2 separate regions of the Mus musculus genome follow, and region 2 is linked to region 1. Evidence: chromatin contacts called from ENCODE Hi-C or POLR2A ChIA-PET data. All regions are on one chromosome and are shown on one strand. Each heading gives the region's core, a stretch centred on a gene start or an enhancer-like site at or near the end of the contact. The rest is flanking DNA. Distances are from core to core; before and after follow the strand shown.

The links. A loop is a pair of places that touch in the nucleus more often than their neighbours do. ChIA-PET counts read pairs that join two places held with the same protein, here RNA polymerase II (POLR2A).
Region 2: a map of heart shows a loop between it and region 1 (3-fold over the local background). The contact joins the promoter of Ddx59 here to the enhancer-like site in region 1. A Hi-C loop is called at or near these places in 4 of 37 maps with a recorded cell type or tissue (gastrocnemius and heart). POLR2A ChIA-PET finds 5 or more read pairs at or near these places in 3 of 5 experiments (all embryonic stem cell).

The regions. Positions count from the first base shown.
Region 1 is chr1:136,378,419-136,384,094 of GRCm38, reverse strand. No RefSeq gene overlaps it. Among named protein-coding and RNA genes, the nearest start is that of Ddx59, 34 kb to the left of the region's middle. Within about 2 kb of position 2,325, at least 1 of the 3 ENCODE cell types and tissues checked has a DNase peak (open chromatin) inside an H3K27ac peak, as active enhancers do; it is gastrocnemius, where a contact is called at or near this core.
Region 2 is chr1:136,412,446-136,418,121 of GRCm38, reverse strand. It overlaps Ddx59 (DEAD box helicase 59), which reads right to left and starts at 2,851. Exons shown (of 8, transcript NM_026500.3): 1 at 2,699-2,851; 2 at 726-1,540. The coding sequence starts at 1,529. 9230116N13Rik (RIKEN cDNA 9230116N13 gene) reads left to right here and starts at 2,603. Exons shown (of 3, transcript NR_024328.1): 1 at 2,603-3,273; 2 at 4,445-4,958; 3 at 5,295-5,676.

The sequences.
Region 1 (5,676 bases), core at 1,076-3,575:
AGAAGCAAGCAGAAGCTCTCAATACTTACAAGAAAGGACAAGCATCTACATACATAAAGAACAGCAATAAAGGGAAAGGAGCCCGCACCAAAATGGTCAAACAATGAATCAGGCAAACACTTACAGTCCCTGACAGCATAGGTATATTCTCTACACTACGCGTAGATCTCTAACAGAAAAGGAGTCCACGCATATCCTAAACTGGTCAGAGACCATACCATCTCCAGAAGAGTCATAAATGCCATGGACCACAGGTAAATATGGTCACACTTGCTGGTATTAGGAAAATAAACCTTAAAACAATAAACTATACTATTTTGTCCATTAGACTGTAAAAAGAACAACAGTGACCATGTTGTTTGGAAGTAGGAAGAAAAAGATAGCCATTAAGTATCTTTTTTGAGTTCTTTGGATAGGGATCCATTACTGTCTACTTAAAGCCACACACATGGCTTCAATGAACATGGTAATCTTTCTGGAAATCTGTTGCCTAGAAAGAAAAGTCCTGGGATCTCTGTGTAATGCCATTTGGTCCACTTTAGGGCTCAAAGAGACTCTGTCTCAGAAAACAAGGTGGCTGGCTTCTGAGGAACAGCATGTAAGGTTGGCCTCTGACCTTCACACACACACACACACACACACACACACACACACACGTAAATCCACAGACACAATGCACCCACATAAACAAACCTACGCTAACTTGTGCACACATGCACACACATTAATATTTTGTAAAATATAATCCAGTTTTTATAAATTATCAGTCATTTTTAATCTACATATCTGTTCATGGTTATAAATCTGGAGGAAAACAGAACTATTTCAGGCTGTATATACAAATTCTCTGCCCAAGAAGGGGGCGGGGTAAGTGAGGGGAACAGAAGAATAGAGAAGGAAAAGTAAATGATAGAGAAAGATAGATTGACGCTAGAGATGATAGTGGATGGACAGACTATAGGTAAACAGGCAAAACCAAATGAGCATGCCTAGGATATGTGACATTAACTCTCGGGAAATTCTGTGTGTGCGTGTATGCATGTGTGTCTATGTATGAGAGAAACAAAGACATGGAGAAAACATAAAGAGTTATTAGAACCAGGCATGCTGGCTCATGTCTGAAATTCCAACATTTGGGACGTTGAGATAGAAGACTTATAATGAGTTCAAAGCCAGCCTGGGCTAACAATAAGACCCTCTCTTATTGTTACAAAGAAGAAGTTAAAGACATTATAGATCCACTTTTACTATTTTCAGAGGTACTTATGATGCTCTGACAGGTGAAAAACTAAGTTAGGCTGTACATATTTGAACAGGAACACCTGTAAGAACGCTGGAAGTGGTATGTGGCACTCCAGCACTCCAGCATTCCAGCATGCAGCAGGCTGAGGCAGGAGCATTGCAAGTTTCATGCTGGGCAACAAGAGAGACCCTGTCAAGAAAAGAAAGAAGGGGAAAGGTAGGGAGAGAGGAGAAGGGAGAGTGTTAGAAAGTATTAGAAAAAGAAGAAATATTGCCACACAGTATGGAATCTTCAGAAGCCTATATGAAGTATGATTATATATGCCTGTGATGACCAACAAACACATCTCCAACGCATCTGAATGTGTATTTGAGTATTTAACAAGACATGGGAGCTAAAATGGAAAGACACTGAGGCAGCATGGAGAGGCAGCATGGAGAGGCAGCATGGGGAGGCAGCATGGAGAGGCAGCATGGAGAGGCAGCATGGAGAGGCAGCATGGGGAGGCAGCATGGAGAGACAGCATGGGGAGGCAGCATGGAGAGACAGCATGGAGAGGCAGCATGGGGAGGCAGCATGGAGAGGCAGTCTTGGCCTTGTCTTTCCATATACTTGTGCTGTGTTATTTCAGTTATTAATGGAAGCCTGGATTATTACCATGCCATCTTTAAAAGTCGAATGTGGAGCCTCTGAGAGAAAGTCAGCCCATCCCTTTCTGCACTGTGGTACAGGTGTGCATCCTAGCTGCACAGAGAGCACGTGCCACACACTGATTCTGAGGATAGCACCTAGGTGTGATGGGCTTAAAAGAATGGACATTAGAAAAGAATGTAGCAGCATCCAAATTTGGGCGAAGAGATGTACATTGAAACTTCTTGGGAAAATATTATATAGCAAGTGATAGAAAAGAAAACATGTCAGTGATCCCTAAGGCAGAGTTCAGAGAAAGGCTGACTCGACTCAATACGATTGGAAAGATGCTGTTCACAACAGGCAAAACCACAGCCTTTCAGGCCTAAGACCAAGACTCAACTCAGTTCAGGAAGCCAGAGAACCAGGCAGCAAGCCAAAGCTGTATTCAAGACACGCTGCAAAGGCCTATGGGAAAGCACCAGGGCCCCAGATCCACGGCAGAGATCTGCCCGCTCCCTAGCCTGTCTTCCTTCCCTTCCACAGATGCCTGTAGCCTCATCACAGGATGTAGAATGGGAGGTGTTTTCCCCCTCAAAACCTGAGCTTAAGCCTCAAAGCTGTGGACAATAGGTAACAAATGCCCCCTATGCCCAAAAGGAAGACCTAGAAACAGCCGTGGTGGCACTGAGAGTGATCGGTGCTATCACCATTTCCAGCTTCCGGAAGAAGAGATTCCACAATAAGATTCTTGGTAGCCAGAGAATTGTTGTGAGCAGGAAGCCTTATGTTTTCTATCACACCGAATCAAAGGCTGCCTCTTTTGGAAGGGGACCAAGTGACCTGATTTAGACGTTGGCTCTGACTACAAGAAGGGAGGGCTGCTATCTTATTTTCCAGCTGGAAGCTGGATGCCCCACTACCACAATGGACCACATAAGCACTTGGGGCAGAAAATGTTTCCAGGAAACTGGATCCCAGGAGATGAAAGTAGAGGCTTAGAGCCTCCCTCCCTCAGCGCAGGGATCTTAGCTAGCCATGGAGGAAGAGGGTTCAGTGGGAACTGCTAGCCTTTCCATCCAACAACACAGTGTCCTGTATGAACTCCATAGACACAGTGGTGAGCCACTACAAGAGTCTGCCTTGAAATCCTGCACCCCAAGAGCCATTTGCATAGGTGAGGAGAGTCCCTCAGCCATGGGTGACACATCTGAGGACTGAGTCGAAGAGGCCAGGGACAGTATTATGTGGAACACGGAAGGGGTTAGCAAGTCTTCTATGCGGTGTGAAGCAGAAGCATTCGAATGCCTGCCAAGCACTGGCTACCAAAGAAAACTACAGCCACGACCTTTGCCTCCGTCCCTCACCACCTTGTCCCCAACCCTAAGGAGGCAATGAATGACAAGTGGCATGGGTTGGGGGTGGGGTGGAGCAGACCTCTTACCCAGTGCTGGTTCCAAACTCATAGGTCTCACTTTTGAGAGCAGTTTACATTGGAAGAAGGATCCTCCGATTTAACTTGGATCTAGGCGAACACCCTAAAATTGTTCTGAGAACTACAGATCTTGCTCAATAAGAGTAATTTAAGAAGCAGAGAGTAGTAATCTTATTTAGAGCATGCTTGATAGGCAGTGGTCAATAGAATTGCTTCCTAACCCTTCAGGTGTCGGCCCCTCCAATGGTGGAGTTATACCTACACTATCTTTTGCCTTGACCAGCACGAACTGTCCTTGACCACCTGGACCTGAGACACTCTTCAACTTTATTTAATACTTTCCCCTCCATTCCAACCAAACAGTACACGTGAGTCCCAGTGTTGGTGACATTTCCTCCTATTGGAAAGAAAGCACTGCTGGCTGCCTTCCTGGGCCCTGCTCTGTCTAAACCCCACATCCTTCACAAAGCTTGGCTAGCTGGCTGGGATTCATAAAACAAAATAATAATAAAAAATACTGCTTTCTTCGCATATCATATTGCTGACTGACTGGCAATGTGACAATTTGTTCTACCCCACAACTACCTTTCAGCCACAATCCAATTGTCACTTGAAGAATGTCTCCACCGCACGTCGCCTTTGTCTGTTGTGTTGGTCCTCACCTTCACGCCTTGGCCTGTAACTCAGCATGGGCTCCCTAAGGACAACACGGTTAGCTTTTCACCGCTCTCCTCATCCTGTTGCCAGTGGTGGATTCTGGGTAAGTGTTTGCTGTGGGTGTTTATGTTGCTGATGATTCTGGCTTTGCTCTTTTCTCCGTATCAATACCTCACTTCCTGTGGCCCCTCTCAGTGCTGATTGCCCATAAGTTGTCTTCTGGATGACCTGGGAATGAGCCCCGAGCTGGCCGCTGGACCACGTTCTATGGACCAGGTTTCTAAAAGGGGTCTGTGCCACTTTCTCTATTTTTTTAAAAAACGGGAGCAACGGTATGTTTTCCTCTGCACAATCACTAATTATATTAGCAGAGCCAAACAAGATGACGTTAATTATATTTCTCTGTAAATCTGATTATGTATAATTAGCGCTCTGCAGGATCATTTCTGGGGAGATACGGAAATAACTCATCTAAGAGGCTTCTCAAAGGACTGTCACTTTTATCCTCTTTTCAGTTTAGAAATGAAGATTTCAGTCCTGTAGGAATAGAATAGCCGGGCCACGTATCGATTGTAATTCATTTCAAGGATTTGGGTAACGTGAGAAAAATCTTACCTCATCGCTCACTCTCCAAAGGTTAAAGAAATGATGACAACCTATTTTCTGTTTCCCGACTCTCAGCTAGTCCCAAGGAGAAGCCCACTGGGCCCTCCATCAGCCTCAGGTAGTTGAAGTAACAAGACCGACATCTGTTTTCAAGGAAAGCCAAGTGTCCTATTTCATCTGGAGATGAATATGTGAGGAGGGAAGATGAGATCATCTGGTGGGTTTTATTCACCATGCTAATTCCCTAAATAACCCAGCAAAGCCAACCCAGCAGTTAAATTACCTAACTCACCTGTCCGCATCTGACTGGGTTCGCTGATTCTGCAGATTCATCAACCAGGCCCCCACTTTCCCTCGGTTGCTTAAAAATAGGGCAAGGTAGCCCAAGTGTAACTGTTCTCCCACAAGGGGGACAATGCAGTTGGATATTGTACTGGCTATGCTTCTTCTTGCTTGCTTTTAGTGTAATATTGCATTCATTGTGGACAGAGACACCAAGGGTTTAGAGGACACTATTGTTCTTTACATGCTTTGACTCTAACAGATCAGGAGCCCAGTGGGATAAGAGGTCCTGGATTTTCTTACACAGTGTCACCCCTGTTCTCTTCTATGATGCTAACCTGTTAGGTTTATGACTAAATAGTATTTACTGTTTGTGTCTTTGCAGATTCTTTTGCTTCATAGATTATTCTTTAATGAGAAGAAAAGTTTACCCTAGAGAGTATTCCGATTTGGGATTTTTTGAGACTATGGCCAAAATACTCAATGAAAAGAAAAATGAGGGTGTTGCATCTCTTTTGAGCTTTCCTGCCTTGAGTTGGGTCTCTCCTGAAGACCTTGGCAGGCTGCATGGGATATCAGAGTTCACGAGATGTAGTCAGGAGAGGTAGCAAGCTCTAATCAAGCACGTGATTCTGAGCAGTCAACAATATCGGCCAAGCTGGGCTCCAGTAACCACCCACATGAGTGAGGATTACTGGTGGGGTCTGTTAAAGAGGGCGATAGAAATCTAAATGGGAGGGTGTGTCTTAGTTAGGGTTTTACTGCTGTGAAGAGACACCATGACCAAAGCAACTCTTACAAAGGAAAACATTCCATTGTGGCT
Region 2 (5,676 bases), core at 1,602-4,101, 34 kb before region 1:
CCTGGTCTACAGAGTGAGTTCCAGGACAGCCAGGGCTACACAGAGAAACCCTGTCTCAAAAAGCCAAAAATAAAATTATATATATATATATATTAAAAAATAAGAATATACTTTAGGGGCTGGAGAGATGGCTCAGCAGTTAAGAGCACTGGCTGCTCTTCCAAAGGTCCTGAGATCAAGTCGTAGCAACCACACAGGTGGCTCACAATCATCTATAAGAGGATGTGATGCCCTCTTCTGTCATGCAGGCATACATGCAAATAGAGCATTCAACTCATATAACTAAATAACTAAATCAATACTTTAAAAAAAAGAATATACCGTGACATGCTGCAACTGCATTATAACTTTAATATGCTATGCCCGTTCCTCCAAACCCCGAGAGGCTTAGCTGACATAAGCTACGGCTCATCCATCTGGTAAGCAGGGTTTTGCCTGCAGATCAAAACTTTGTTCTTTTATAGAAAAGCTGCTAAAAATAAAATGTCTTGTAAGGAAATTAATTTTTAGACCTGCCAGGAAGAGAGATCTTTGGTTCAGCAATAAAAGGAATATTCTTTGAAGTGATGTTTTCACACACGAAACAAAGCAAAGTCACCGGCACCTTGGTGACTTAATTCGCAAATGCTAAGCAGCAGCGTGCAAGTTTATCAGTTACACACAATGAAACTCGGTAAATCCCGCGTCTGTTTCAGAGAGGAAGACATGTCAGATTGGTAAATTACCTCAGAGAAAGCTCGGATAATAACAGGCAGGAGAAAAGCAGCTGTTTTCCCTGAGCCAGTGTCAGCGCTGGCCAGAATGTCCCTTCCCAGGAGCCCCACAGGAATCATCTGCATCTGGATGGGGGTTGGCACTTCGTAGCCTGATTTCTTCAAGTTCTGATTTAAGGTCTCAGGGAAGCCACAGTGCTCGAAGTCGATAATGGGCCTGGCAACGTCTTGTCCTTGAACTGAGATTCCTAGCTGCTGTTTAAGGGTTTCAATCTGGTCCTCCTTGAGGGTCACAATAAAGGGGTGCTCTTTGTAGACATAAAAGGCATCCAGTGGGGACTCTGGCTCGGCAGCCACTCTCTGTGGGCTGCTGGGTCTTAATGATCCTTCCCCTTCCTTAACTTGTAGCAGATGCTTCGCTTTGCACTCCAAGCTACACACGTCTTCGTCCGTCTTGTCACAGATATACTCTCCATAACGACCGCAGACGACACATACAGGCTCCCCAGGCTCTGGCCACCGCTGGGTTTTAGAAAACGACTTTACAGGCTCTTCAGATGGGTGGCTGTCCTTCACACCCTCATCAGGTCCTGTGGAAGAAACCTCAGCCAACTGGCAAGAAGGACTGTTGGTGCTTGATGCATGGCCGGGCTTGTCTGCTGTGACAGCTTCCTCAGTGACTGATGTGTGGACCGGAGTATCTCTGTCTCCCTCCACCTGAAGGCCTCCTGCTTCTGGCTTGCTTTTTTTAGCTTCACCGCTTTTGAGGTCATCATTAGAACTCCTCTTGATTTTCAAAGATCTTGGAACAAACATTCTTCAACATTCTGTTGAGGAAATTGCACCATGAGATATATTTTACCCTCAATTAAGCTCCCATGTTAGCCCATACGATGTTGTGTCAGAGAATTTTACTCAGGGCAATAGTGAAGCCGTCATGTCCCTACTTAAGCCAACTTCCACTTATCAATTTCCTCTGGGGGAAGGGATACAGTCTTTTTCCTCAGACACTGCCCTATGAAACACTGCCTACGGTTCCCCACAACCTTGCTGTGCACGCCACCTGTTTCTGTTGACCCATCACTTGTACTATTATGGAGCAGGTATTATAGAAATTCTACAGCATATCCTTCAATTGCATTTTCACACAAGAAGATACTTCACAATTAAGAATCTTAAAAAAATCAAAACAACAGTTCAAAAGGGGAAAATGCAATTATATTTATATACATAAGAGTGCTCATTCTCCGTCGTTTTTTGCTAATCTTCACAACCTGGGAAAGTAGGTCACTGCAACCCTAAGTTCATATATGTATATATTTACATGATATACATATCAGGTAGCATAATCGATACATGTATATTGAATGATTGGGAATGTACTTCAGTGGTAGAGTGCTTTGCTAGCAAGTGAGAGTCTGAGTTCCACATTCCAAAGAAAAACACTGATATATACACACACACAGAAGCAGATGAAAACTCCAGCCACCTAGGAATTAAGTTTATTTATTCAAATAACAATTCCTAAGTGTTAGAAACCAAGTATTCCTGCTCTGGAGAACAAATTAGTGATTGGGGAAAGAATGTTTAACATTTTGGGACCATGAAATAAACTTAATTTTCTCAAAAACAAAACAAAACTTAAGAAATCGCTAGTACCCATTTTCTATTAAAAAAAAAAAAAACCAACAAAAAACATGGCACCCAAACCGCCTGAAGCTTCTGAGGAGCGGGAATGGGTGGGGCGCTCGGGGCGGCAGAGCCGACAACCTCCTCCTCCGGCTCCAGGCAACGCCCGCATCCCGCGCATTCCCGCCCTCCCCACCCGCCCGCGGGCCCGCGCTCCAGGCACGCGCACGTCACGAGGACCCCGGCGAGCGGCGTGACTTAGTCCGCAGCCGCCGTCCAGCACGCAGGTTACGCCGGAGCACAGGAGCGGGAGCCGGAGGCCCGAGGCCCGAGCTGCCAGGGCGGCGCACGCTCACCCGCGCGGACCGGGCCGCGTCCGTTCCCGCTCGGGCCGCTCCGGTCCAGGCGCAGGGCCGAGTTTCCGGCCGAGTAGCCGGGAAGCTCCGCAATCCCAGCCAGGGTTTGAGGGCCCCGCGCCTGCGCACAGCGGGAGGCGGAGCTTCATCTGGCCACGCCCTCGCGGTGACGCGCTGCGGAGGGCGGTGCACAGGGTAGCGGGCAGATGTGGGAATCCTTTTGGAAGGCTCTAGCATGGAGTAGGCTGGTGAGAAAGGATTGCCAGGAAGGGCGGGGCCCTCCACGCTTAGAAAGTGGGAAGTTTGAGTGGGCCAGGAAAACCTCCTGTCAGATACTGAGAATAACTCGAGAATCCGAGCAACTTGATATGGCGTAGTTAATATGCCAAATATTCATAGATGCAGCACTCCGCCCCGCGCTGTGTAAACCAAAACTAAAACCAACCTTCAAAGTCTCCCTAGTTCCAACGGGTGGCCTTCACTTTGCCAACTTCTGGAACAGCCTGACAGGTCCCAGGACTTGCACTTCTGTTGGGGTGGGGAGGAAGTTGGACAGGAGAAGCAGGGAAATAGAGGTGAGGTTTTGGGTGTTATTTTTTTTTGAAAGATACATTTCGACCCAATATTTGATGCATACAAAATTAATTTACCAGCTACGTTAAGTGTGAAAATACTAATAAAACAAAACTCTGACTTTTATGTTGGCATTAGTAAATTAATAAACGCTAAAGCATTTCTGTATCGGATTCTACTTGCTTCGTTATGGTGTGTGGGTGTGTGTTCAGCTTGCCATTTTTGGTAGATACATTTGGCTGACAATGTTTTGTTTACCTTTTGAGCGTTATAAAAATAATGCATACCATATATATTTATGTATGTGTAGCCTTCCAGTATTTGCTTTAAAAAAAAGATTTATTTTATTTATATGAGTGCACTGTAGCAGTCTTCAGACACACCAGAAGAGGGCGTCAGATCTCATTACAGATGGTTGTGAGACACCATGTGGTTGCTGGGATTTGGACTCAGGACCTCTGGAAGAGCAGTCAGTGCTCCTAACCGCTGAGCCACCTCTCCAGCCCCAGTATTTCCTCTATTAACTTTTTTTTCTATGATTCACTGAAATGTACTATAGAAATTAACTTTACTGGTCAGATAAATGGGATACTGTTCCTGTCAAGACTGTACTTAGTTTCATAACACATGTGAATATGGGATCACGTTACATCCTTTGTCTATAGGACATACAGTAAATGTGTGCATTTTTCTGAGTTTGAAGGTTATAAACTTGCACTCTTACCTGAGTTTGCTGACATGTAATTTGCCTATTCCCAATATAAATAAATACTTTTGAACTTAATGTATATTCATAACTTTATTATTTTTTCTTATTTTGGTCTTCTAAGAAAGGGTCTCATGTCTGGCGTTAGACTCATTATGTACCAGAGTATGGCCCTGAACTTCTGATCTTCCGCTTCCACCTTCCAAGTGCTGGAGTTAACTGGCATGTGCCACATGGCCAGATTGTATCTTTTTATTTAAGTCTCTTCCAATCATATAAACTCCTGCCCCTACAAAGCCAGGCCACACCCCTGGTAATTGTAAACAAGGCCCCCAGATCACTGTCGTTGCCTCCAATAGAGAATCCCCTTTGTCCCTCGGAGGTGCACTGTAAGGTCAGAGGATTTAGAGGTGTTCAGCTTTGACTTTCTCTCTAAAATTTTTTAAAATTGTATTTGTTACTTGCAGATGAAGGTCAGAGCACAACGTTGGGAAGCCAGTTCTCTCTGCCTCGGTGAGGCAGCATCTCTTGTTCCTGCTATGTTGTGCATTCCACATAGATCAGTGCCTCATTCTGCCATCATCAGATAAAGTTTTCTCCAGAGAGAGCGAGACAGAGACAGAGACTCAATCTCCATCAAACCCCTCTTCTCAGGGTTCAGAGAGCCAGGGAGAAGAGACAGAAAGATTGTAAGAACCAGAGATGACCCTAGGAAAACAGTGTCTTCCAGACACAACAGCACTGACACACATATATGAACTCCTAGAAATAGGATGCTCAGGGCCTGAATAGGTTCAAGACAGATGGAGTCCTAGAACAGAGAAGCAAGAAGACATGAGCTCCTATTCCTAAGAAGCTGTCTCCAACTGATACCTGCTTGCAAAGAAAAAAATAACTTTCTCCACTGGAGTCTCACAGGGTGTACAAGCCAGCCACCCTTAACAGCCATCCCATGCCCAGCAGTGGATGACCAGATCAATGGTATTTTTGTAGACATTTTGTCTCATATTACTTTGTTTCTGCATTTTATGTCTAACTAGTCTTTTGCTTATATATTACAGTTTCTAGTTTTGTGTTATTATAGGTTTTGGGTTTTGTGTGTCTGTGTTCCCTTTTTTCTTTCTTTTTTAAAAATTCTGGTTTGTTTGCCTATTTGTTTCTGAAAAGAAAGAGAGAAAGAAAGGGATATGGTTGGTGGGTGGGGAGTTGGGAAGGATCTGGGAGGATCTGAGAGAGGGGAGACCAAGATCACAGTATATGGTATGAAAAATTATTTTCAATAAAAATAATAATTCTTATTTTATGTTTTGTTTATAGGTATTTTATTTGCGTGTATGTCTGTAAACCATATGTATACAGTGCCCACAGAGGCCAGAAGAGGATGTTAGAACCCCTACAACTGGAGTTACAGAAGGTTGTGAGCTACCATGTGGGTGCTGGGAATGGAACGTGGGCCTTGAAGAGGAGCCAGTGTTCTTAATCACTGAAACATCTTCTCCAGCCCCTATGTTTTCAGTTTTAAAGTTGACTTTGAAAAGAATCAGACTCTGAAAAGTTTTGACGAATGAAGCATCCATGTTCCTCACATGGGCTCAGTTCGTATGCTTGGAACAGGATTTGTGTTGTTGAACAGTGTGAGAATACATTATAGCATCCAAAGGCAAAGCTGTTCTTTCACGTATCCACAGAACAATGCTCA